Linked DNA regions of Mus musculus: regions 1 and 3 are each linked to region 2. The links are chromatin loops, found by intact Hi-C in ENCODE. Cell type or tissue: gastrocnemius. All regions are shown on one strand. Region 1 holds the start of Scn3b (sodium channel, voltage-gated, type III, beta). Region 2 holds the start of 1700110K17Rik (RIKEN cDNA 1700110K17 gene). Region 3 overlaps Gramd1b (GRAM domain containing 1B).

Region 1 (8,000 bases), 63 kb after region 2:
AACTTTCAAGCTTCATATTTATCAGACATTCTGAGGATGTTACCTAACAAAAATAAAGTGGTAGAGCAGAGATAGAACTGAGACACAGGGCTTTGTGAGTCCTGGGCAAGAGGGCCAAGACTGCCCTCCCCACCCTCTGGAATTCAGAGTTTGGAAAGATGACGGCAGACCCTTCTCTACAACGTGAGCCTCAGCCACACCTTCTCCTATCCTGCCACACTAACCTTCCTTAAGCCCAACCGGCCTAGCTTTTCCCTGGAGCAAATATCAACCTTGATCTTCAAGACAAATGAGCTCCTTGGCAGCCCCTATGTCAGCTTCATCTCCAAGTCTCCTGTAGGCTACAGGGAATGGGTTGTGGTGAGTCTGCCCTTGGGGTTGGCATCATTCTCTTCCTTTTCTTTCCTGTTCTTGTTTCACTAGGCATTTTGTTCAACAGGAAACTTGGTTCCTTCCTCTTCTGGTCACGTGCAAAATCTAAATAATACATTCAGCTACAGTTAGTATCCAAGGCTTGACAAAGTGATATTCAGGCAAGGAGGCATGCCTGCCACTGCACAGGCAGAGTGCGAGCCAAGCCCATCACAGGAACATAATCCCACGAGCCTACTTTATGTAAGGGAGGTGGGTACAATCCATTATGGTTTTGTTGATTTGAATTTAGAGGAAGGTAAGCTAAACCCATACAAACTGACTTATCAACTGAAGAGCACCTATACTTGAACCAAGGGCAGAGTCAAAGACATGAAAGCAAAACTGTTAGAAGCACACACACACACACACACACACACACACACACACACACACACACACTGTTAAGTCTCACTAGTCCATTCAGATACTCATACTGACATGCTCAGATGCATGCCTGGGCACACACTTATAAACAGAGACATACATTAACATACTGTAAAACACTGTGTGTGTCACACACTCACATATTAGCACTTAGATGTTCAATTCCCTTAGCACACATTCAGGTATCCAATTGTGAGCTATGCTTGAAGCTGTTTAGCCCAGCATTATTGTCACAAGTCCCTTATTTGGAGGGGCAATGTCATCTGAGTCTCTTACAACTGACAACCAAGAAAAAAACAAAAAACAAAAAAAACAAAGATCCAGAAACAAACCCAAGAACAACAAAACCAGCTTACCAAATATCAAAGCCCTTCAGTTCCTGCAAACTAAATGCATTTCTCATCTGTCTATCAGTGCACAGCAGCAAATGGCTGGAACTGCTATCCCATCCATTCTTAGTTAAAATTTAACAGATGGACAAGCTATAGTTTCTCTCTCTCAAAATTCATGCATCCAGGTTTTGTGCTTTTTTTTAAACCATAGAGAGAAATGAGTGTGCCCCCCCCCCCCACACACACATACACCAAATCATTGAGATTTTCAGGACTGACTGACTCTTCACTGAGCGATGCAAATGTAAAAAATGCAAGCAAGATTTTGAAATAATAAACGGATACATTCCTTTTCAGCAAAGGGGGAAGGGAGGAGAAAAAATAAAAATTAGGAAAGACGGGAATCAGAGAAGCATTAAAGATGGTTAGGAGGGAAAAAAAAATCAAGGCACAGGGAGCAGGGAGGTGCCTTTGCAAACCTCCAAACCCAGGTCTCTGGGAGCGCGTGTGGATCTCCATGTCTGGCAAAAATGCACAGAGAGAAACCAGAGCTCCTTTTTGTCACCATCGACATCACTTAAGTGTTGTTATTGTTAGCACGATGCGTGGTATTAGCACATTGCAAGGCAGGGTGCTGTACTTACCCCAGTAGATGAGCACTAGAGAAGCTAGGGGAAGCAATCTGTTGAAGGCAGGCATCTTTTCTCGTAAGTGGTTTCTGGAACTGAACAGAGAGGATCTCTGTCAAGGACTGAGCCCTCTGATTCTTTCGAGGAAACCTTCAGGGATTAACTGCCCCTAAGGGAGCGGACCTTCTGAGTGGGAGGAGGAAGAAAAAGGTCAAGTCCCCTTCCTAGGGGGTCTGCGGGATCTGGAGCCCAGTGTAGGTGTCAGCTGAAGCCACCTCGCTAAAGCGAGCCTCGGGGCTTGGCTCAGCACCACGGACAGTAGCCTTCCCGCCCACCCCACTCTTGGAATTCCAACCCTCTCCTCTGCTTGCGTTTGCAACCAAAGCAAAGTGGACTGGGAAGGGAGTCTCGCAGCCGGCGCGGGGATGCTGGCCTGTGGAAGGAGTCAGTGTTGATTCACCTCTCGCCTCCCCTAGGGACAGCGACTTCGATCCACCGAGACTCAGAATCTCGGGCTTCTACGGCGGGGCAGGCTTCTCCAGCTGGGCGTGTCCCCACTCCAGCCGTCGTCTGGGCTACAGAATGTGTTCCACTTCAGTCTTGTACACAGCAGCCCCGGGCTCCCATGAGGTCCACCAGGCGTGGAAAGAGGCGGGAGCTTCGGTGGGACTGGCGATCTCAGAGGTGGAGGCTGGGTAGAGGGGGGGACCCCCTTCCGCGGGGCGCGTCTCTGGATCCTGCGAAGCCCCGATGCTGGGCGATTGGGTGATCAAGCCGCCCCTCTCCAGGGCCACCCCCTAGCTGAATGTGTTGCTAGCCTTGACATGCGCAGGCAGCTCTCTGCCGCTTTGGTCGCTATGGACCCTCCCCCTTGGACACATATTCCCCACCCCTAAACCCACGTGCCCCTCCCAGGGCTGGCGCGTTGAGAAGAGGGGGAGGAGCGCAAACACCCTCCGACCGCGGTGGCTTCTTGTCTGGCTAGCTGGCTGTCACCTCGGTTTTCTACTGTCTGGGTTTCTCTCTGAGTTATGGACACACACATAGCTTCCACCTATTTACCCACCCCCTCCAGGCAACCCCACTCCTGCTGCCTCCCAAATACACTTGCCCACAGCTCTGGGGAATGGAGGGACACATCTCTTTGAAGCAATGATGTCATCTATAATAGTTACAGTACCAGCTAGCTCCTGGCTGGCTTCTCTTCGCCCTCTACTTTATCCCCCCCCCCCTTCTTGCCTCCCCAGCCTTTGAATTGCCTTGATTAATGGGTTCCCACACAAGGGACACAGCAAGGCAATTTCTGCTTGTAGCAAATAGGGTAGGGTGTGGCACACCTGTCCCTACCTCAGTGCTCAGTCTAGTTCCAAATGCGAGCTTCGGATAAGCTTTAGGGTAGGGATAAGGAAGGATGATTTCTCGTTTCCCAAGTTATCTGAGGTGCCCCACCTTCCCCAACCATTTGTAGGCAGATAGACGATGTGATGTTGAGACGGTTTCCAACTCTTAGACGCTCCGAGTCCTAGCAGCTGCTGAGCATCCCCGCCCTATTTCTGGAAGGGAAACCTGAACCTTTACACTCAGTTATAAACTCGAATTGACTTAACGGATTAGGCATGCCTGGAATCGAAGGGAAGGCTTAATGGTGAAAGACTGGTACAAAAGTCTGGCTCCTGCCCAGGCCCTTTTCTCCTGTTCTCTAGCCAAAAAGGGGTGGGGGTCGGGGGGGGGGGCATAACAGTGATATTCCTAAAGGGAATGCGGAGTAACAGCTGACGGTAAATGAACTATACACAGGAAATGCTCCCTGCTAAATGTCACATACACAGTCACAGAAGGTCCTCAGTCAGGTTTCTTCCCGGGCCGAGAGCCACGGGGTCGTAAAACGCCATCTTGTGTTGAGGATCAGCCTTTGAGGTTCTCAAAATCTGCAACATCTTTCACAACTCAGGAATCAGTGAGGCGCTTTCCTGACGAGTGTGCTGGAACTCTCTTGTGTGACAGCTGGCTCTTCACAGCTTAACCGCCCCCCGCCCCCCCCTTCTGACGCGTAAGGAAGTTCTTTGTACTCATTTGACTTCTATACCCATTCCTCCCCAAGCTGCATTAATCGTTCTTGATACATTTTCCTCAATAAAGAAGTCATTTCCTCCATGACCCATCGCAAGAACTTTTTGTTTGGAACTAAACTTCTCCAGTGTACAATAGTTTCTAGCCAACCCCAATCTCTGACTACCCTGGCTACTTTTTTCACTCATCAACATGATTCTCTGACATTATGAATAGGAGCTAGTCCTTTTTGTGTGGTCTGAGCAGAACAAATCTGATGGAATCAGAAGAAAATTGCTCAAGAGGAAAAATATATTCAAACACCGCATGTCCTTCACAATGGGCTTGCGTTCGGTTAAAATCGGAAGTTTGTTTGTTTGTTTGTTCAGTTTACCTGACTTGCTGCAGTCATTTTGTATGTGTGCATAGAATCTGGAAAGCTGTATCATGAAACTTTGAGCTTACTGTTGGGTATGATTCGTTCCAGGCAGCACACTCTGTCAATAGTTCTGTTCAATTTCAATTCAGTCATGAAATATAACTTTCTGCTTAAATTTGGCATAAAAAAAATCACTTAATCTATACACAGTTTTTAGCAAGCAAACAGATAAAAGCAAAACACAGAGCAGGACTACTGTCATGCTCTCGAGGCCTCACTCAAGCTTAAATGGATTTTTTTTCAGAAGTCATAGAGGCCAAACATGTTTTCCTACTAACGCATATACAGCATGATACATTAAAAAATTACAATCAAAGGCAGGTGAGAGTAATTAGATTTATATCACAGAACCAATACATCACGATTAAAGTATGATTATAATTTGTTTTGTGTATTTATGTGTGTGTGTGTTTGTCTGTGTGTCTGTGTGTCTGTGTGTGTGTGGGCAGAGGAGTGTGTTCCAGAATGTGTATGGAGGTCAGAAGACAATGTGTGTAGTTGACCATGTCAGTCCTGTATATAGAACTCAAGTCATTAAGCTTGGTGCAAGAACCCTTGCTCCAAAACCCATCACCTCACCAGCCCCGTTCTGAGGATTTATTAGCAGAATTTGAAATGTTCCCTTGGTAAGTTCTGAGGTTTTGGAAAGTGTATCTGCTTCAAGTTCTCACAAACCATTTCACCAGCTCCTTATATGTGCAGAGGATGGCCTTGTCGGGCATCAATGGGAGAAGAGGCCCTTCGTCCTTTGAAGGCTTGATGCCCCAGTGTAGGGTAATTCAAGGGCAGGGAAGTGAGAGTGGGTGTGTGGGTGGGAGCACACTGTCATAGAAGCAGGGGGAGGGGGGATGGGATAGGGGGTTTTGGGAGGGGGGAACTGGGAAAGAGGATAAGATTTGAAATGTAAATAAAGAAAACAGCCAATAAAAAAGAAAAACAAAAACAAAAAGAAAACCCAGAGCACTTGTTCTCGCTGTTCTGTTGTTCCCTCTGGCAGGAGCTTTCTGCCATACTTATAAGTACGTTAAGTTTCTTGAAGTCCATCTGGTCTGTGCCGGGATGTGTTTTTAAATTTGAATTTTATTTTATGTATATGGGTGTTTTGCTCGTGTGTACATATGTGCACGGTGTACATGCAGTGCCTGCGGAAGCCAGAAGTGGAGATCAGATCCCTTGGAACTAGAGTTATAGATTATTGTGAACCACAAAATGTGGGTGCTAGGAACTGAGCCTGGGGTCCTCTGGATAAATAACAAGTTCTCTTAACTGCTGAGCCATCTCTCTAGCCCTTGTTCCGTAAGCTTTTAAAGCACTTAACATGGTAAGTTATCCCTTCGTCTTTGTGATGGGTGCTGCTCTGTCTTGCTGATGTTAGCTTGACATTTCTCTGTCGTAAACATTCTGCTCTTGCTGATATGTAAGGCTATGGGTGATGATTGATCTTGACTGCCAGCCTGCTTGCATTGAGCACATAGGAGGTTACTAAGGGCCACTCTGGTTGTGTCTGTGAGGGCCTTCCCCAGGAAGGAGAAATCTACCCAGAATATGGAAGACACCATTACAAGGGGCTGGGGCTGGATGGACTGAAAGAAAAGGGAGAAAGCATAGTAGTGTTGATAATCTGTCTTTCTGCTTCCGACCAAAGCAGGCAGACAGGTGAGTTCTACACCACTTCATCTTCCTATCATGATATTGTGACACCTCTACAAAGCAAACCTTTTTTCTCCCTTAAGTTGCTCATGTCAGGCATTTTGTCATAGTAACTAAAACTGGACCAAGATGCCATATGATCAGCTTTCTAAGCAACTGACATAGAGGTCTAAATTTCACAAAGTGATATATAATTGTGTTTTGGTGTCCACAGGTGCTTGGTAGAGACTCAAATTTGCAGATGTGCAAAGCCATCCTATAAAGTGGAACTGAGTTTGTATATAACCTTTACATGTCCTCCCTTATGCTTTAAATTATCTCTAGGTTACTTACAGTAACTAATGCAATGAATGCACATAGCTGCTATATTATATTGTTTGGAGAGCAATAAGAAAAAAGTTAGGCTACAATATGGCTCAGTGGATAATGGTACTTGCTGCCAAGGCTGAGGGCCTGAGTTTTATTGCTGAATTTTATGGCAGAAGGACAGAACAGACTCCAAAAGTTGTTCTCTAATCTCCACATGCATTATGTGGCATGAATACACACACACACACACACACACACACACACACACACACACACACACACACAGCTAAAAAGAAAGAAACTATGTACATTATATTAAACGTTGTTTATTCTTGAATATTTTTCATCTGTGACTGGAGGAATCCATTAGTTTGGAGCCCATATCCATGACTGTACTTTGCTCACTCAAAGCCCTCTCATATCATCTTACTGTCCTTAAGTACAGTCTAGAATCCTCCTCATGGTGTAACAAGTTGACCCTAAGCCTTGGCTGCCTTCTCATAGATGTTAACAACTCTCTGCCTTGCCCACAGTGTTCCAGCTACACATCGTTAGAAAACAAATGACCTCCAAACTTAGCAAGCACCATATCATCACAACCCTTGTGCCCAATATGACACGCCCTCATCCTGAATTGTTTCCCATTCTGTGGCTGTCTCACCATTGCAATCTTGCTTCAAATGCCTTCACCTTTTAGTGGTCCCTCTTCTAAACCAGCCCCTGCCCACCTCCATTGCTTGAAGCTTCTGCACCTCATTTTCTCTTTTTATTTTCATGTCTTCCCTCACTAACCCAAAATTATTTGATTTCAGTTTATGTGCTTGCTAATGTTCTGACTGCTCCCACCAGGATGTTTCTTCACGACAGCTTTCTTTGATCTGTTCCTTGTTGTGCTCCTGGAGATAGACTGGTGAAGGCAGACACTGGGTCTTTTACATAGAGGATTCAACCCAAAAAGTAGTGAATGGATGAGAAAGTGTGGGTAGTATGGAAGTGAATGAAGTCAGAATCAATTCTGGGAAGAGAAAATGTCTCATCAAGAGAAACAGGAGAAGATCCAGCAGGGTGCAGTGCCTCGATGATCAAGTGTAAAAACACAGAGATTGAGGAGGAGGTTTACATGGAACTGGAGACATTCAAAATTCTGGATAATGGGAACAAAAGGATGCTAATGAAGGGGGAAAGGCCTGCCTGATATACAGGGGTAAGTTAGTCTTCTTGTCTGTTATTTCACCAAGATTCCCAGGGGTGAGTGTTTTGGTTAGAGATAGCATTAATACCATGATAGAAAAAAAATGGTACATTAAGATGTACATATTGATTTAGAGAAAGCAGAAACCCAAATGATCCATAGAGTGGTGGTGGAGAGGCACAGGTAAATACATGCCAAGGGAGGTGGTCTGAACTCCTGGGGCTCACCTCTCAAAACATAAGAGAAAATCAGGAGAACCGTTTTTTGATTAGCATGAACCTGAGCTAAGAGTCCTGACACGGGAATCAGTCCCTTCTAGGGAAGTCATGTGACCTGGTTTTGCTGTTCTAAGTAGATTTCGAAATAGAGTGCACACCCTTTGGGACAAAGAGAAGGAAGAAACTTGTGTATTTTAAATTGTGGTCATAGAGCACATGTGAGACTTCGAGATACCAGGCTCCCAAATCATTCCCTCATCCTGCGAGCCAGCTGCGGAGAGTTGTCATCAGCCAGGGAAGTGTGGGATTAGAGCAGGAAGCAGGGGCATTATGATTAGAGCACCCAGTCCCTTCCTGGATTTGCATGTGGCAGAGAGCCTGATG
Region 2 (8,000 bases):
CTGTCTCTTTCTGAGGATTCTTCCCTCCCTGCCCAGCTCTTTGATTTCTCTGTTCTCTGAAAACAGAACAAACTGAGTTCATTCTTTCCTCTCCACCCTTTTCTCTTCACCTCTTCTATTCTATTGAAAACACAAGCTAAGTTTCGGTCTTTACTGTATTAACAGATTGAATGCCTCGGTATAACTGGATTTAGTGCCATGGGAAGTACAAGGAACTTTTTAGAGGTGAATTTTGGGTAGGAGGTATGAGAACAACCCCCCCCCCCCCCCGTAGACCAGCAACATAACTTACCAGGCTGCTATGAGTGACTTACATCTGTAGCAAACTCTGAGGCTAGCCCTGGGTCACTTTCTCCTCTCTATCTGGCATTTAGCTTCATCTTTTAAATGAAATGGAAGGATAGTGGCCGTTATTAACTCAACTGAATGTCCTGGCACATGGTACCTGTGCCAGCGAGATGGCCAAGCCAGTGTGGCCTGAGTTCATTCTGCAGGACTCACACTGTGGAAGGAGGAAACAGACTCTGGCAAGTTGCCCTCTGACATCCACAGGCATGCCCATGGTACATGCATGCCTGCACACATACATGCAAGATAAAATAACGTCGTAATTTGTAAAAGACATGCCTATGAAATAATATATATGTGAATGCTTTGAAAAGCGGAGTTGTTGTCACTATGGGCAAGTGTTGAAACAAAGCATGTATAAAATGAACTGGTGGCATTGAGAGATTCTTTCAGGGTCTAAATCATCTTCCCTAATAGCTTTCTACATGTAGTTAAAGCTCAAACAGGATTGGATGGGTGAATATTTAAATACTTGACTGCTTGTTTCTAGTCCCAGTTCCCTTTTCACACCGGCACTACTGCCCCCTGCTGGTCAGTAGCAGCATTACAGTGCAGCAAGTCCCTAGCTGGGTTGTCTCCTCAGCCTGTTGCCTGGGCTCCCTGAGCTGGCTCCTTTGCATGGGTCTGTGGCCGACCGTCACTCACAGCCTTCCTTCCTTCCTTCCTCTTCCCTCTCCATCTCATTCCCCGTCTCCATCTGCCCCTGCAGCACTGCCAGTAACTCCAACCGCAGCACGCCAGCCTGCTCTCCCATCCTCCGGAAGCGGTCCCGCTCACCAACACCACAGAACCAGGACGGAGACACCATGGTGGAGAAGGGCTCAGATCACTCCTCGGACAAGTCCCCGTCCACCCCGGAGCAGGGTGTGCAACGCAGTTGCTCCTCACAGTCTGGTCGGAGCGGTGGTAAAAATTCCAAGGTGAGCAGACGATGCTGGGGACTTGGCAGCCTTTGTTAGCTGGTCGCAGGAAGCTACTGGGTACTCATGTGACCGAACAGCCCCGTGTCTATGTGATGAAGTCAGGACAGGTCAGCGTCAGCAGGGGAGACTCTTGATGAATTGATTCCTGGTTAATCATTCAGGGAGGGTCCCGAGTCATGCGCCCCTTCTCCACCCCGCTCCCCATCTCTCGGTAAGCATCTAAGGAACTTCAAGACCCTTGAGATATGGAGGAAGCTCTGGTGAGCAGGAGGTGTCGCCTTTATAATCCTTCGTTAAATTTGGCCCTTTGAACTGGCAAAGGAACGTTATTTGGGACAAGTGTATTGCCAGGAAGAGCGAGTTCAGGGAAGCTTCCGGAGGGCTATTTTTAACCTCCTCCTTGGCCATCACCCCGCCTTACCTTTGTCCCAGCCCATGCCCTACTCATCTTGCAGAGAGGATAGTCACAGGACTTTTCCTTCCCTCTCAAGCTTGTCTTGGGCTCCTGATCCAAGGATTAGCATAGAGGCCTCCCTCACATGGTTAAGGTTCCCCAGAGTTCTCCTTCGATCCCCAGGCCTCTGGCAATCAAGAGGTGCCTCTACTCAGGTGCTCCTAAACCAACGGGAGTCGCAGGGCTTGAGAAAGGGGACCCCTCGGGAGGCTTGGGAGAAACCCCACTTGAACTTGTCTTTTGATTTCTTGTTCTTCCTCTTCTCCCCACTGTTTTCCAAACACCTTTGCATGCATGGTCTTAGTCTCACAAGCGCCTCTCAAAAGTAAGCCATCTTTTGTCTCTGTCTTTTAATCTCCCCTCTAGTATTGAATTGTCTGTAGTGCTCAGCATCCCTCCTTCTACCCCTGCCAATTCTGCCCATATGTCCTGCTTGGTCCCTTTCCCAGAAGGGCTGAACCCACTGTTCCCCACCCCCACCCCTTGGCAGGCTGGCTTGGAAGTCACTGAGGGACCACGCCCACTGCACCTGACAACAGAGAAAAGACTCCACCTCCCACCCCACTCCACCTGCACCCCATCCCCTTCCCGAGTCTGCCTGCTTCTCAAACACTACCACTAGTGGGAATGTGTCTCCCTCCTTGCGTGGCACTTTGTAAAACGCAGAGTCCTGCAGGAGGTAGTTCCGTCCCTGTGGGCGTGGAGCCTCCACTCAGTCACTCTGTTGTTTCATGTGACCCTTGGATGGGTAACGGTGGCCTCCCTGGCAGAAGTGAGGAAAGACCTTGATGAGATCTGCCTAGTTCATCTTTTCCTCCACCCCTGAGAGCTACCTGGCAGGGCACCCGCTGCGACTTGCTTGTACCGCTCTGGTACTCATTCACAGTGTGCTTAGAGACCTGGGTTTTGATTAAAGAAGGTACAGTACCAGAACCTTGGAGGGTGATGACTGACAGTACCCACCAGGCTCTAGGGAGGGAGACGTGCCAGCCTCTACCCAGGGCCCTCGGATCTCCAGTGGTGAGCTCAGTGGTGAGCAGTTGGTCGCAAGGCAGTAGGGCCCAGGAAGTCGATTGTTGGGAAGAAGTGCCAACTTCAGTCAGAGAGACAACTTACAACAGGGTCTGTGAGTGTCCTCAGGGAGGACGGTGGCACACCACTATCCACTTCCAATGGATGCAAGAACAAGAAGCTCCACAGCCAAGCCTTCCCACTGTGCCCTTCAGAGGCAGACCTGTGACTCTCAGTATTTTATGTGCCTATTGCCAGTGGGGGGTGGGGGGCGGCAGCCTGGAGTGAGGAAGCCAGTGGGAGTCCTCTGTGGGTGTAGGAGGCTGGGCAGGTTCCGGCATGCCTGATAGCTGGGGACAGGAGTTGTACAAGACCTTTTGTCGCTACGCCAGTGCCCGCCCCTCTGCCTTAGTTGAAGTGTGTACCAGAAGGCTCCAGGCTCATCTGGGAGAAGGAGAACCCAGCTTGGATGTGGGTACCAGGTTACTCCTCCTCACCACAGCTGCTGAGTCTTTAGTCTTTCCCGTCCTCAGGTGAAGTGTGCAGCTCTTTCCTCCAAGCCTAGCTCATTCCAGGAGCAGCACCGTGCTTACTGACAGCCTGACAAGGAAGGACCACATTGCACAACTGCACTGGGGATCCACCGTAGTCACCCTGGAACATGCGAGTGTAAGACACGTAGACCGCAGAGGATCTACACCAGAGTCACCATGGGAAAAGGGTTCAATGCAGGGCCCCGTGACTGGACTGCACGCAGGTGCTGCAGGGGTACGGCCAAAGCGTCTAAACCTGCTTCCCCTAGGCGCATCCTTTCAAGGTGGCCAGGTAGAGCTGCGTGGAAGCTCTGTGAGCTAGAACTGTTCTCACTACAACTATAGCTGGGCCACCCATAACCACCTCCTGCAAAGAGGCTTCACGGTGTCTCCCCCCCCCCCCTTGCTGACCTCCATTTTTTTGTTTGTTAGGGACAGGAAATCATTAAGGCTTCACCTTCCTCATCACAGTTTCAGGGGTAGAGGCTGATTCTTTCTCCCCGCTTAGAGTAGGGAGCTACAGACCTCAGGGCTGACCGTCACTCCCAGAAACCAGTGCATTTGGGCCACAGTCAAGCTGCACTCAGTAGTGATGGCCTGTGGCCACTAGGGGGAGCCAGGACATGCTTTCCTGCCCCCTCCAGCTCCGGAGAGCTGCTTGCTCTCTGCCCTTGCAGGCCTGCCAAGTAGATAGGGCCACTCAGTGCTTGGCTTCTGCCGCGCAGCTTAGCTCTCTGTTGGTGCTTGGCGGTGCCCGGTGCTGTGACCTTTCACCTTTTTGTTCGTTTGTTTATTTGTTTGTTTGAATTCTAATTTTTGTGGTTTTTTTTTCCAGTATGACAGACTTAATCTGATCAAAGTAAGACATTGTTTTGTTTTGTTTTGATTTTTTTTTTGCCTCCCGGCTCCAGTTTATGCTTAATGTAGAGCTCCTGGTCCCAGTCTCCCTTCCCCTTTCCCCCTTCCCCCTTCCCCCTCATCAGCTCGCTTTCCAGACACCTCAAGCCTTTGTTCTAGGAGATGCTTTTCGATGCGAGGGCTGGAAACTGCTCTAAGGTAGTCTGGGTATGTTTCTAGGAGCCTTGCATTCTGTCTGGTTCTCACTTGTCTGATTCCTTGTAGAAAAGGCCACAGAGACCCAAAACAAGTCCTCCAGGCCCTTCTCCTCCTCCAGCTCCATCCTGCTTCTTTTTTTTTTTTAAAGATTTATTTATTTACTATATGTAAGTACAATGTAGCTGTCTTCAGACACACCAGAAGAGGGCATCAGATCTTGTTACGGATGGTTGTCAGCCACCATGTGGTTGCTGGGATTTGAACTCAGGACCTTTGGAAGAGTAGTCAGTGCTCTTAACCACTGAGCCGTCTCACCAACCCTCCATCCTGCTTCTTAACAGCTCTGTGCTTTCACCCCACTCCCTTACCCATCTGATACAGGCTCCCTAGTTCTGTGCCTTCTTGAGCTCTAGCCCTCTCCTCCAGGTAGGGGCATAGCAATGAATTTACAATGGTAGGCAGTCTCTGATCTGTCTGTCTGTGCCTCTGTCACCCTCTTGGGCCTTAAGCCTCTCTGAGAACCTCCTTCACAGGAGGTCCCTTTAACACTCAGCCCAGAAAGGCAGGTCAAAGGTTAGAAACTCCTTCCTGCTGGGTATTCTTGAGGGCTAATGTAATCTCACCGAACATGTAAGTGTATATGTCTCTGAGGTGCCTCAGTGCTGGCAGAGAAGGAGTTGTGTAGGGATATGGTCAGCGGCATAGCCTCCGAAGTTCTTACTCTACAGGGTTCCTTTCTCATTTCTTTTAGTACTTAAGACATCCTTTCGGGACTGGCGAGATGGCCCAGTGGGTAGGAGCACTGACTGCTCTTCCAGAGATCCTGAGTTCAATTCCCAGCATCCACATGATGGCTCACAACCATCTATAGGGGGATCTGATGCCCTCTTCAGGCAGGGGGATGTATATGCAGCAGATCACTCATATATTAAATAAATAAAATTAAGGGAAAAAAAAGGGCATCCTTTCTTATATCCTCACTTTATAAGATAATGAATATTAGCTATAAAGGTACCACAGAGCTAGTTAGAGATGGGACAGGTGTTCCTAACCGAAAGGTCTTGGGATTCTGAAGCTGTTTGTGTCAAGTAGTTTCTGAAGGAACTAGCATCTCCATGTCAGTGCAGAGAAAGGGAAGATCTACTTCCGTCTACGTGGGGAGAGAGGGCAGGCACCGTGTTTGAGGATCACAACGGATCCTGTTCCCAGTGACCCTTTTCCTCCAACAGTTGTATACAAAAGTTCCAAGAACTAAAGTGCTTGGGCTCAGTTGAGAGAGATTTTCCTCCGCTGGGAAGCAGGTGACTAGCCTGCTCAGGGTTAGTGCAGTACAAGCTAACTGTGGATAGATAGCTTGGTCGGTAGCTGCAAGAGTATACTCGTGCTCATCATGATGTGAAATTAACACAACCCCATTTTGGTGGTCCTAGAGTCAGTTGCCATTGTGAACACCCAAAAAGAGCTATAGAAATGACGGTCCAGCTAGGTATAACTTTTTCGCTCCCCCCACCCTTTCCAGGCATGAATAGACTTAGCTGAACTACTTAGGTGGGAATGTTCTGGCCCAGAATTCTTTCCTATAAGGTAGCAATTCCTATTCTATGATGACATAGTCTTGGCTATGTGGGTTTGGTCTTCAAGTTCTGGAGGCCACTGTGGTAAAAGACTGTGCTTTCTAGATGAAACCACCATTCCTTTTGAGGAATGACCACAAAGAGTTCCTAGCAGAGGGTAACTGAGTGCCTGTGTTGCTGCCTGCTATCTTAGTCAGACCGACCAGTGGAATCTGTGCGAGGGAAAAGCATATACATGCCTGTGCCCCTTGCACGCCCTATCTCTGGCCACTGTGCTGACTGTCAGGGTAGAGGGTCAAGGTGTCAGGCAGGTTTCTGATTCAAAGGAAGAAGCTGGTGATGAGAAGGAGATCACATGATCATCTGGTCATCATTGTGGTCACAGTCACAGATCCCTGGTTCATAGTCGCCTCCATCCTGTCACATGCACACACGCACACCTTACTAGCTGACACAGCGGTTGCCCAGCTGTGCGTTTATTAGCTGGCTCTTTGACACAAGCTCTAAGTGGCTGACTATGTATAGGCTCCATACCTCTGGTATCTCGTTGAGGCTTTGACCCGTTGGCAACGTTTCTAACATCAGGGCAGAATGCTCATGAGTAGAGCTTGGAGACAGACACAACACAATCAAGCCGTTCCCCTTCTTTCACTAGAAAGTTTCAGATCCCATGGGGAGATCAGTATGAGTATTCCTCAACCATAGAGCTGCGACAGAATGTGATTTCATGAGTACCAAGTTGTATATAACACCATGGCTTGGAAGAATCCTTTAGAGATGACACAATTCCACTTTCTTCCTCAACCATTAGTTAGCTATTAGTTAGGTCAGTCGGTTGTTGGGATAGAAGGAATTTGCTCACCTTCTAGCTGAGAGTATAGTGTGACTTTTAAGAAAGCCCCTTCTTCCCCCTTCACCAAAACATTCTACCCTGCCTTTGACAGGGGAGATGATCTGGAGCAAGAGGCTGTGTTTGGCTCTGTGTCTACTCTGCTTCTAGTCAAAACCCACTGGGGGACTAGGATTTGGATGCCTACCACGTATCCCACCTCCCCATCAGTAGGACCTGGCGATGGGGCTCTGACTCCCTTCTGGTTGAGCGCTAGCTAGTGCTGCCACTGCCTGCCTCTCCAATCGCCCCAAGCTGTGGTGGGGGCTTCCAGCATGGATTGCTCCCTGGGCCTCCTTTCTGGAGCTGTCTTGTGAAAGGAGGACCCTCCTGAGCATCGACATGGGAAGCATTCAGCTGCATTTGGATTCCTTCTCCCTGCCCACCCTCCGCTGTCTGTGTTACCTTCACCCCAGGGGGAAGGAATACCACTTCTATCGTCTCTTCCCTAACTAATTATATTCTCTTTTATTTTTGTCTTTACAGAAAAGCCAGAGTTGGTACAATGTAAGTAGTTCTGTTTCTGTTCTTGTTGGGTAATAGAAAAATGTGTGTGTGTGTGTGTGTGTGTGTGTGTGTGTGTGTGTGTGTGTGTTGGGGGTGGGGGGATGGGCAGGGGGGTTGGTTGCAAGAAGTGTTAAGTACCGTTTGGGTCTTAGGAGTTTTTGCCCTTGTCAACCTCTTCATCTCACCACAAAACAGACACAGTAGTTCTCTTCTACAGCAGGACGGGTATGTCCTGGGGAGGAGGATTTGATCTGGGAACATGAAGAGATGATTCACCTCATGTTTTTCCTCATCTAATGTCCTATAGGAAGGTAGGGAGCAGCCAGGACTGAGTGACTGCTTCAAGGCCAGGCGGTATTCTGTGGCTAGGGTGAGACAGGAGGTATGAACTTAGGGCTAAAGTTAGCATCACTGGACAAGACATCTTGTGGAGGAGCTGGTGCTAAGAAACGGTGCTATATGACAGAGTGTGTCAAAGATATGCAGTATCCTCCAGAGCATGCTCCTACTGAAGGTTTGGCTGCCTTCTAGTCTGTAAAGCAGGGTCCTTCTTAGGTCATCCTTAGTGGCTATTTATCCAGCTCTGGACTCTGAGAGTGTTTTGTGGAGTCAGCAGTGCCTGCAAGGGCTCCATTCTCCTTGTCACATACTGTATGGCCCTGGACTCTTTCCTGGAAGAACGTCTGGCTAAAGTCCCTCAGCTTG
Region 3 (8,000 bases), 61 kb before region 2:
TTGTTATTATTCCTCGACCTAAATTCTATTACTGGTTGAGGATTTTGGAGCATTTAAAATATTTTGAATTAGAACGGTTCATCTGAGAAAACCTATGTAAATATCTCTAAATCTGACATACTTTTCAGATGTGAAACATTTCTGCTCCCCACAATTTCAGGTAAGACAGACAAAACAGGTACTTTCAACTCATAGAACACGTGTATCAGGTGTTTGTGGTGGGATGAAAAGTGCATCTTCAGGCTCCAAGACCTGTATCTCTCCCTTGCCTTAATCTTAGTTTGGATTGTTGAATTAAGCGTTGGCAAGGCACCTTGGTCTCCTTTCCTGCCTAAAGCGAACATGAATGAATTGCTGATTCTTTTTTTTAAATCTAAAAAGCAGTCTCCACTGGGAATTCGTCTCAGTCTGGACTCCAACTTTGAGTTCTAGGATTAGCCATCATAGGACCCTTCTTTAAATGTGCACACTAACTTTTTGATGATCTCAAGCTCCCTCCTAATTTTTTGATAATGTTTTATCTCATAATTGGCCATCTTGAAAAAAGAAATCTCAAAGGCAAATTGCATCAATTGCCATTTTGTATATTTTTAAACTAAAAATTATGTTTCATATATCATTATCACTATGTATGTGCTTGATATGTTTATATATGAGTGCTGGTGCACATGCGACAGTGCACATGGAGCTCAGAGGATAATTTTCAGAAGTTGGCTTCCTCCTTACATGATGGTTTTTGGGGACTGAACTTCACTCATCGGTCTTTTGTGATAGAATCTTGACCTGCTGAGCTATCTATCTATCTATCTATCTATCTATCTATCTATCTATCTATCCATCCATCCATCCATCCATCCATCATCTCCTCAGCCTCTTAAATACTGGGATGAAAGGCATGAATCAATCTCTTGGCATTAAATTAGGATTTGCTTTGTTGTTATTTGCAGGGTTATATAGCTCAGGCTGGCCCCGATCTTGCTATGTAGCTGAGGATAACCTTCAAGTTTTGATCCTCTTGTCTCCAGCTCTTACGTGTTAGGGTTGTTGCATGTATTACCATGTCCCGCTCATGATTTGCTAGGGATTGCACCCAGGGCTTTACGCATGGGAAGCAAGCACTCCACCAACTAGAGCTACATCCCCTGACTCTCACTTGGTTTCAACTGATATTTCCTATTTTCTAAGTCTTCAGGAATTGGGAGGAGACCGAGGAGATACAGAGAAGTGGTGGGAAACTGGGAATAGATTTCTGGAGGAAGATATGCATCCAATCATATAAGGTTGAGTTCAATTTTCAGTTTCTCACTGCGAGACCTTAGACAAGTCACTTCACAGCTACAGATCTCAGGTTAATCATCTCGGTGTCACGGATCATAGAGTATTCAAGGAGATGATGGGATTTGGAGACACAACTTAAATTCCGGAGCCCTGTGAAAACGGAGAGTGGACAGTTTCATTGCTCTGGTCGTTAAGCCAGACTCGTGTACATTGATGCGCGCTGGGTATAGTGTCTGTGTGGTGATGTTTTGAGGAAGAAAATAAGATCATTTTCTCGTTTAGAAAAAAAGTGGCAGTAATTCAAAATGTTAACAAAAGAGTTGTATCCTTTAAGGGCTATATCCACTGTGATTGAATCAAACAATCATGACCAAAGAAAGGCAGTGCTGAGATTGGATTCCAAGAGACTTGTGTGTGGAGTAAAGAGGACTTCAAGGCTCATAGATTGCCTTGCTTTGTTACCTGGCTTACAGACATGTTGTGTTACTGAGACTCCTGCAGGGGAGGGGACAGAAGAGAAGACATTAAGGGACCTGCAGGCCAGGATGCCATTGCAAGGATATGAACACTTAGAAGTGTCCCTTGATGGTGAGTCTGGGTCAGGAAGGTTTGTCACCTGAGCAGGCTGGGCTAAGCAAGGACCTTATAGGGTTAGATTTCCTCCAGCATATAGACACCATCTCCCTGATTGTGCAGGTAATATTGGGGAGGCATGACCACACCTTCAGGTAGAAGCAGCAGATCTGTCTGCAGCCAGCCATATTTGCCTTGTCTACTGATGTTTTTGGTGTATGCTGGTGCCATACGTTTTTGTGTTAGGCTATGAGGTTGGGCTTGAACTGAGTAAGGTAATATGGATGAGGAGAAATGAGGGAGGGGAAGGACAAATGGTCTGGGGGCTGGATTTTGAGCAGGGTCTCAGGAAGAAGGGAGGAGTTTGGAACTGAAGACATTTCTCCAAGAATCATAGGGTTTTGTTGTTGTTGTTGTTGTAATTGTATCTTAAAAATGACATTTATTTATTTGTGTGTGTGTGCCTGCCCACACATAGCACAGCGCTCATTGTCGAAGTCAGAAGACAACTTGCTCCATCAGAAGTCAGTTTGCTCCATCATGTGTGTCCCGGGGACTGAACCCAGTTCTTCAGGTTTAGCAACAAAGGCCGTAGTCACTGAGCCATCTCCCTGGCCCGATAACAGATTTCCTGGTAGATTTATATAGTAGAAGCCTGAGTGGAAATGACTTTTAGAGGCTGACAGGCTTGCACTGACCTAATTTTTTTCTTTTTTTTCTTCTGTGACTTAGATCCGTAAGTTGTAAAGTGGATCTGTAAGCTGCCATTTTTTTGATCACTCTCTATGGGCTTAAAATGCTGGACACAAGGGAAGCCTTGTCCTTACCAGGCCAAGTGGGCCTCACTCATGGGGAGGAGATGACCACGGAGGAGGATATGAGGCATGCTTGAGGGCTTGGATCTGTTTTGCCACACCTCACTTTCTGTGGGGGAAGTGCAGCTTATAGCTTCTGCCGAGTGTTCTCTTAGGAGTGTTGCTGTCTTCCATCGGTGCCCGCTCCGGCACACAGGATGCTTACAGTGAATACTGGCATGGTGCTTTGAGTGCGCTTTTTTTATTTTTTCCTTTCTTAGCAGTGCGAGCGGTCTGCTCTGCTTTTCCGTGAGACCGAGAGTACTCTGGCCAGTTCCCTTCTCTCAGTGGCCCTCTGACGGATAGAGGCTCTCCCAAGCTGCCTGCTTTAAGGGCCAGAGAGGAAGCTGTAGTTGCTGCAAGCTGAGCTGACTGTCCCTGCCGGGCAGAAAACCTAGAGTGATGAATGGGGCTGGATGAAGTCATCCTGCTCCGCCAATCAGGCTGCTCCAACGGAGCTAGGGGCCTTTGCGGATCCAGCTTGGCTGCCTGCTGCTCTCTCATGCACCTTTAGACAGAGGCTGTGAGTCTCTGGGAGTGGAGTTGGGGGTGTGGGAACGGCCCGCCCCTGGCTTCTGTGTAGGCCTCAGTCAGTCTGAATGTTATTGCAAGGTGAGTGGCTTTACGGGGAGTCCCTTTCCCTTCGCCTTCTCCACTTTGCTGTGCCACTCAGCGCGGTGCCTCCAGCTCCTCCTCGCACAGAACCTACCCCTGCTTCCATCTGAGTGCCTGCACCTTAACACCTGCCCCCTCCAACCCAAACCTTCGCCTTGCCTTGTGACCCAGCACTGGTTCAGCACCTTCCAGCAGCCTCTGTCCACATGTGCGCCTTGTCCTCATCTCTGGGTACCTACCAGTGATGGGGCAGTGATGGGGCAGTGATGGGGCAGGGCATCCACTCTGCATCCTCTCCCCCCAGCAGGGGGAGCCTGGGGAGACCCACACTGCCCTTCTGAGACCAAGTACGAGGGGAGGGGAGATGGACTGACTGGGCCTCATGGGTATTTGTGGGGATATTGACCGCCCGCTTCCCTAACTGGCTGGGAACCCCCGGATGTTTTCCTCCATTACCAACTGAGGAGGTACCAGGGGACCCCTCTGGAGAGTGGAAGCAGGTCTCATTCTCCTGGCCTTCCTTCCAGAGGGGGTGGTGTCCTCTTTCTGGGTGGACATTTGTGACTCTGCCTTTTCTCCCTGGATGGTGCTCTGCTCCCCAGGCCAAGCCGGGGTCATGGATCCGGCCGACGTGGCGACGGCAAAGGTAGGATGGAAATGCTGCCGGCCGCACTGTGCGTAAGTGGTTTCGCTCTGCGAGTTCCGCCTTTGGTTCACTTTTTCTCCCCTCCTCTCCCTCAGCCCAGCACTCAGGAGCAGTCAGGGCTGTGTCAGGAGAGGGAAATGACCTCAGGAGATGGGAGGGTGTGTCTTGTGCTACACAGCACACCGGCCACCTCTTATCCGCATATCTGAGCCTGTGGCTGGAGGAGAATAGGAACGTGGTCACGCCGAGGGCATTTGCCTGGACTCACTTTCCATTTCTGTCTTTTTCTTTAGCTATTGCTCAGCTTTCTGTTTATCTTCATCCTACCTGCTTTTGGCTCCCCTGTTCTCTGTCTTCCTCCTCTGCCTCTTCCCGATTCTCCTGCTCCATGGGCTCATCCTAACGCTGTCTCTCAACTTCTGTGTTCTTTCCCTTGCTGCTGTGTACCGGCTAGGTGGGAGGTTGTGGACTGAGCAGCCTTAGGAGTGGAGACAGCTCATCCTGCAGCCGACATTGGCCTTGGAGCTGGTGAGGCCTTGGTGCCTGAGTGACAGGCGATGTCCCTCCCCGAGCTCCTAGGAGCTCCAATGTCTGGCCGGTTTGAGTCTCTGAGGAGTAAAGGTGGCTGGGTGCTGTACCTATGGCCTTGGACACACTAGAGGGCGATGTTGAATACTGTTCTTATTCTGGACGCTGCTGGCAATTAGAATTTTGCTTTTCTGTGTATTTTTCCAAACAAGGAGCCTGAGCCATTGGTAGTAACTGGAGGAGGCAAGTCTCAACAGCTCCTCCCCAACCCCTGTCCTGTGTACAAGGAGACACCTGTAGTTTGGCCTTTACTGGGGGCCTTGCTGTTTGGCCAGATGGCCGAGTCTCCATTCTCACAGAGGTGGAAGACTCGAAGAGGCTCAGACTTCTGGAGCAGGTTGGGTTCCCTGTGATGTGAATGGAAGAGAGTGTGAGAAAGGAGGCCCAATCAGCCAGGCTGATGCAAGCAGAACTGTCTGGGCAGGTTCTCTTGGAATCATCGACTTGAGTGATTCTTCCATTCCTCTGTGCTGTGTGATCGGAAGGAAGTTACTTAACCTCTCTGAGCTTTCACCTTTTAGCCTATACGAAGGGGAGAATGACATTTATCTGTGGTTTACATCAGATGAGATCTGACGCACACTTGAGGAAGAGCAAGGGAAAGAACTCAAATGAGAACAGATTACCCAGGACTGCGTCCCTGCCTTCGTACTTTCACGAATACTTAAATAACCAACCAATATATGGGATGCCGCAGGGTGCTGTGCATTGGCTGTTATGGGGGCAGGCATCTGGGCTGTGTTTGGATCCAAAAGTGTTTGCTGTATGCAGTGTGCTGTCTGGTTGGGATGCTGCTGTCCCTGACTTGGGTGATGCTGAGCCAGTGATCTAGCTCTTGAACCTGTAAGTGGTTTGTCACCCACCTGCCAGCTTTATGGCATGATAGTAGGGTAAAGTCTAGGCAAGGCGTGGCCTTGGGGGCACTGGGGAGTTCTGGAGTGAGTTCGGAGAGATGTGGTCATGTTGTGTCTGTATTTGCATGTGGGGGTGGAAGCCTACACAGCCCTGTTCTCCTTAGGCCATTCTATACCTTAGGCTAGGTCTCAGGTCATCTCCGGTCACTGCTGTAGAAGCAGAACTCCAGTTGGATCATTCCTGAGGTTAGCGTTTGCTCTCAGGTTCTGGACCACAAAGTTGCTGGAACTGAGAGTATTCAATCCTAGGACTTCTTTAACCCTCTCCGATCCAAGCTCTTTGAACAGTTATCTCAGGCATCTTCCATCTTGGCTCGTGAATCACCAAGCCATGAATTGGCTTTATAGTCCAAGGCCCATGAACCTCCTGCACTCTTAGGCAGAACTTGACACAGAGTGGTTTGATGACGATGTCACCTGTGGTTTCCATCAGTTCTGCAGAAAGCTTATAACTCGAAGCTGAGGCATCTTGAGCTGATTCAAGATGCTTTCATAAAGAGGTTGGTTGTATAGGCCAGGTAGAAAGCCCGAAGCCCAGATTCAAAGAGACTATGTTATGGCTGGATGCCCTGGACCCATGAGAATGTAAAAAGCCCGCGAATAGCTGAGTAAAAATTCATATTGTGATTCACAGGTCTAAATACATGTAAATGCCCCCTCTTACCTTAGCCCGCCCTGCTTTATTTCTGAGTTGCTGTTTTCACATATTCCCCCAGCCCTAACACACTGAACTATGTTGCTACAGAAAGAAATAGCCTTTTTTGAGGAGGTGTGGTCAGTCCTGATGACAGCATCCTTATCTGATTCCATTCATTTCCTGGAGGAGGGCTTGGAGGCGTGGCTTCACTTCCGGGAGTCTGGATTCTGAGATTCTATTTTCACGACACTGCCCGTTTTGTTTCTTCAAGGTTCCAGTTTAAGATTGAGGTATCTCAGGTTTTAATCTGCGAAGGTATATGAAGGATAGCTTGCATTCAGACAGTTTTTGATCTCTTGAGAACAGACACTAGAAGCATTTATGAATCCTTCGTTCAGTGGAGGTGTAGTAAATGCCATTGATGGGGCAGCAGAGCCAGGTATGGGGGCTCAGAGAAGAATAGCACGTGCCATGTGGGTGGGCGCTCACCAGCTTTGGGGGAAGTCAGGTAAGCAAACAGGTTATGGCAGCTCAAGATAATGACAGTCAGCTGGGCATATTGGTGCACGCTTTCAACCTCAGTACTTGGGGAAGCAGAGGCAGGTGGATCTCTGTGAGTTTGAGGCTGGTCTGGTCTATACAGAGAATTCCAGAACAGCCAGACCTACATAATAGAGAAACCCTGTTGTAAAAGCTGAAACAACAGCAACAACAATAAACAAAACCAAAACCTAAACAAAACAAAAAACAAGGCAATGAGGGCCAGAAGAGGAATGGCTACCCCTGGGGAACACAGAAGTACTTTCTGATTGGGCAGGCTGGGAAGGAGGTGGTCAGGAAAGTGAGACGGTGGGCAATGGGATAGCTGTGACTGGAGGTACACGATTCTGAGTTCAGATTCTAGCATGCCCATCCTCTCTCTCTGTGAGCTTGAGTGAGTTACCTTGGCCTCTGCTGGTCTGTTTCTTTGTCAATAAGGACATCCACACCATAGAGCTGCCTTGGAGATTCAAGGACATTGCTGGGTTTGGGTGGATGGTCACTGATGGCAGCTGCTCATGGAGACCTTCTCAACAGCAGAGGGAGACTGCAAGCAGGTGTCTCCGTGCTTGGGATTTAGCTAGTGGGTAGAAGTCAAGGCCAAGGGCTGGTGAGATGGCTCAGTGGGTAAGAGCACCCGACTGCTCTTCCGAAGGTCCAGAGTTCAAATCCCAGCAACCACATGGTGGCTCACAACCATCCGTAACGAGATCTGACTCCCTCTTCTGGAGTGTCTGAAGACAGCTACAGTGTACTCACATATAATAATAAATAAATCTTTAAAAAAAGAAAAGAAGTCAAGGCCAAAGACAAAATGAGAAATACAAGCACAGAATAGAAATGTTCTGAGAGCCTCATAAGATACTGAGATAGTCAAAAATGCTGGGGATAAGAACTCTAAGCTATCATCAGACCTGCTTAGGAGCAAGACCCTCCCACTCCCTGGTAGACAGACAGGAGAGTTTCCTTATTTTGCTCCAGATTTTTATATTATATTTACATATCAATAAACTGTTCTTTTGAGGCAGGGTTTCATAGGTTAGCCCAGGATATCCTGAAACTCAGACTAGCCTTAAATTCAAAATAATCTCCCTGCCTCAGTTTATCCATTGCTAGGATTAAAGGCATGAACCATCATGCCTGGCACATTTTATTTTATTTTTATTTTTATTTTATTTTATTTTATTTTTTAACATGTTGGTCTTTCTGTATTAGGTCAGGAACTCCTTGAGCACTGAGATTTATGGTGTTTGTTTGTTTATTTGTTTTTGTATATTGAGATAGGGTTTCTCTGTGCAGCCCTGGCTGTCCTGGAACTCACTCTGTAGAGCAGGTTGACCTTAAACTCATAGAGG

The links. Peaks named below come from ENCODE experiments on the same cell type or tissue, not always from the same donor. Only the 100,000 strongest peaks of a DNase experiment are listed, where the experiment ranks them.
Region 1: a loop joins it to region 2, with 2.6 times the contacts of the local background. A loop is called at or near these places in 2 of 42 quality-filtered maps.
Region 3: a loop joins it to region 2, with 2.6 times the contacts of the local background. A loop is called at or near these places in 10 of 42 quality-filtered maps.

Annotation. Positions count from the first base shown.
Region 1 is chr9:40,263,822-40,271,821 of GRCm38, reverse strand. Scn3b (sodium channel, voltage-gated, type III, beta) reads right to left here and starts at 2,606. Exons shown (of 7, transcript NM_001083917.1): 1 at 2,220-2,606; 2 at 1,775-1,854. The coding sequence starts at 1,829. In gastrocnemius, a CTCF peak has its summit at 3,632 (motif pointing left); DNase peaks (open chromatin) are centred at 1,704, 2,596, 3,470, 3,616 and 1 more place; H3K4me3 peaks cover 2,127 bases; H3K27ac peaks cover 2,039 bases.
Region 2 is chr9:40,326,713-40,334,712 of GRCm38, reverse strand. It overlaps Gramd1b (GRAM domain containing 1B), which reads left to right. Exons shown (of 20, transcript NM_172768.2): 3 at 1,058-1,268; 4 at 7,275-7,295. 1700110K17Rik (RIKEN cDNA 1700110K17 gene) reads right to left here and starts at 1,241. Exons shown (of 3, transcript NR_040728.1): 1 at 1,126-1,241. In gastrocnemius, CTCF peaks have their summits at 877 (motif pointing left), 3,876 (motif pointing right) and 5,225 (motif pointing left); DNase peaks (open chromatin) are centred at 2,705, 3,031, 3,512, 3,899 and 5 more places; H3K4me3 peaks cover 857 bases; H3K27ac peaks cover 2,466 bases.
Region 3 is chr9:40,387,646-40,395,645 of GRCm38, reverse strand. All of the region lies in intron 2 of Gramd1b (GRAM domain containing 1B), which reads left to right. Among named protein-coding and RNA genes, the nearest start is that of Gm51668, 25 kb to the left of the region's middle. In gastrocnemius, CTCF peaks have their summits at 3,634 (motif pointing right) and 4,628 (motif pointing right); DNase peaks (open chromatin) are centred at 3,151, 3,635 and 4,588.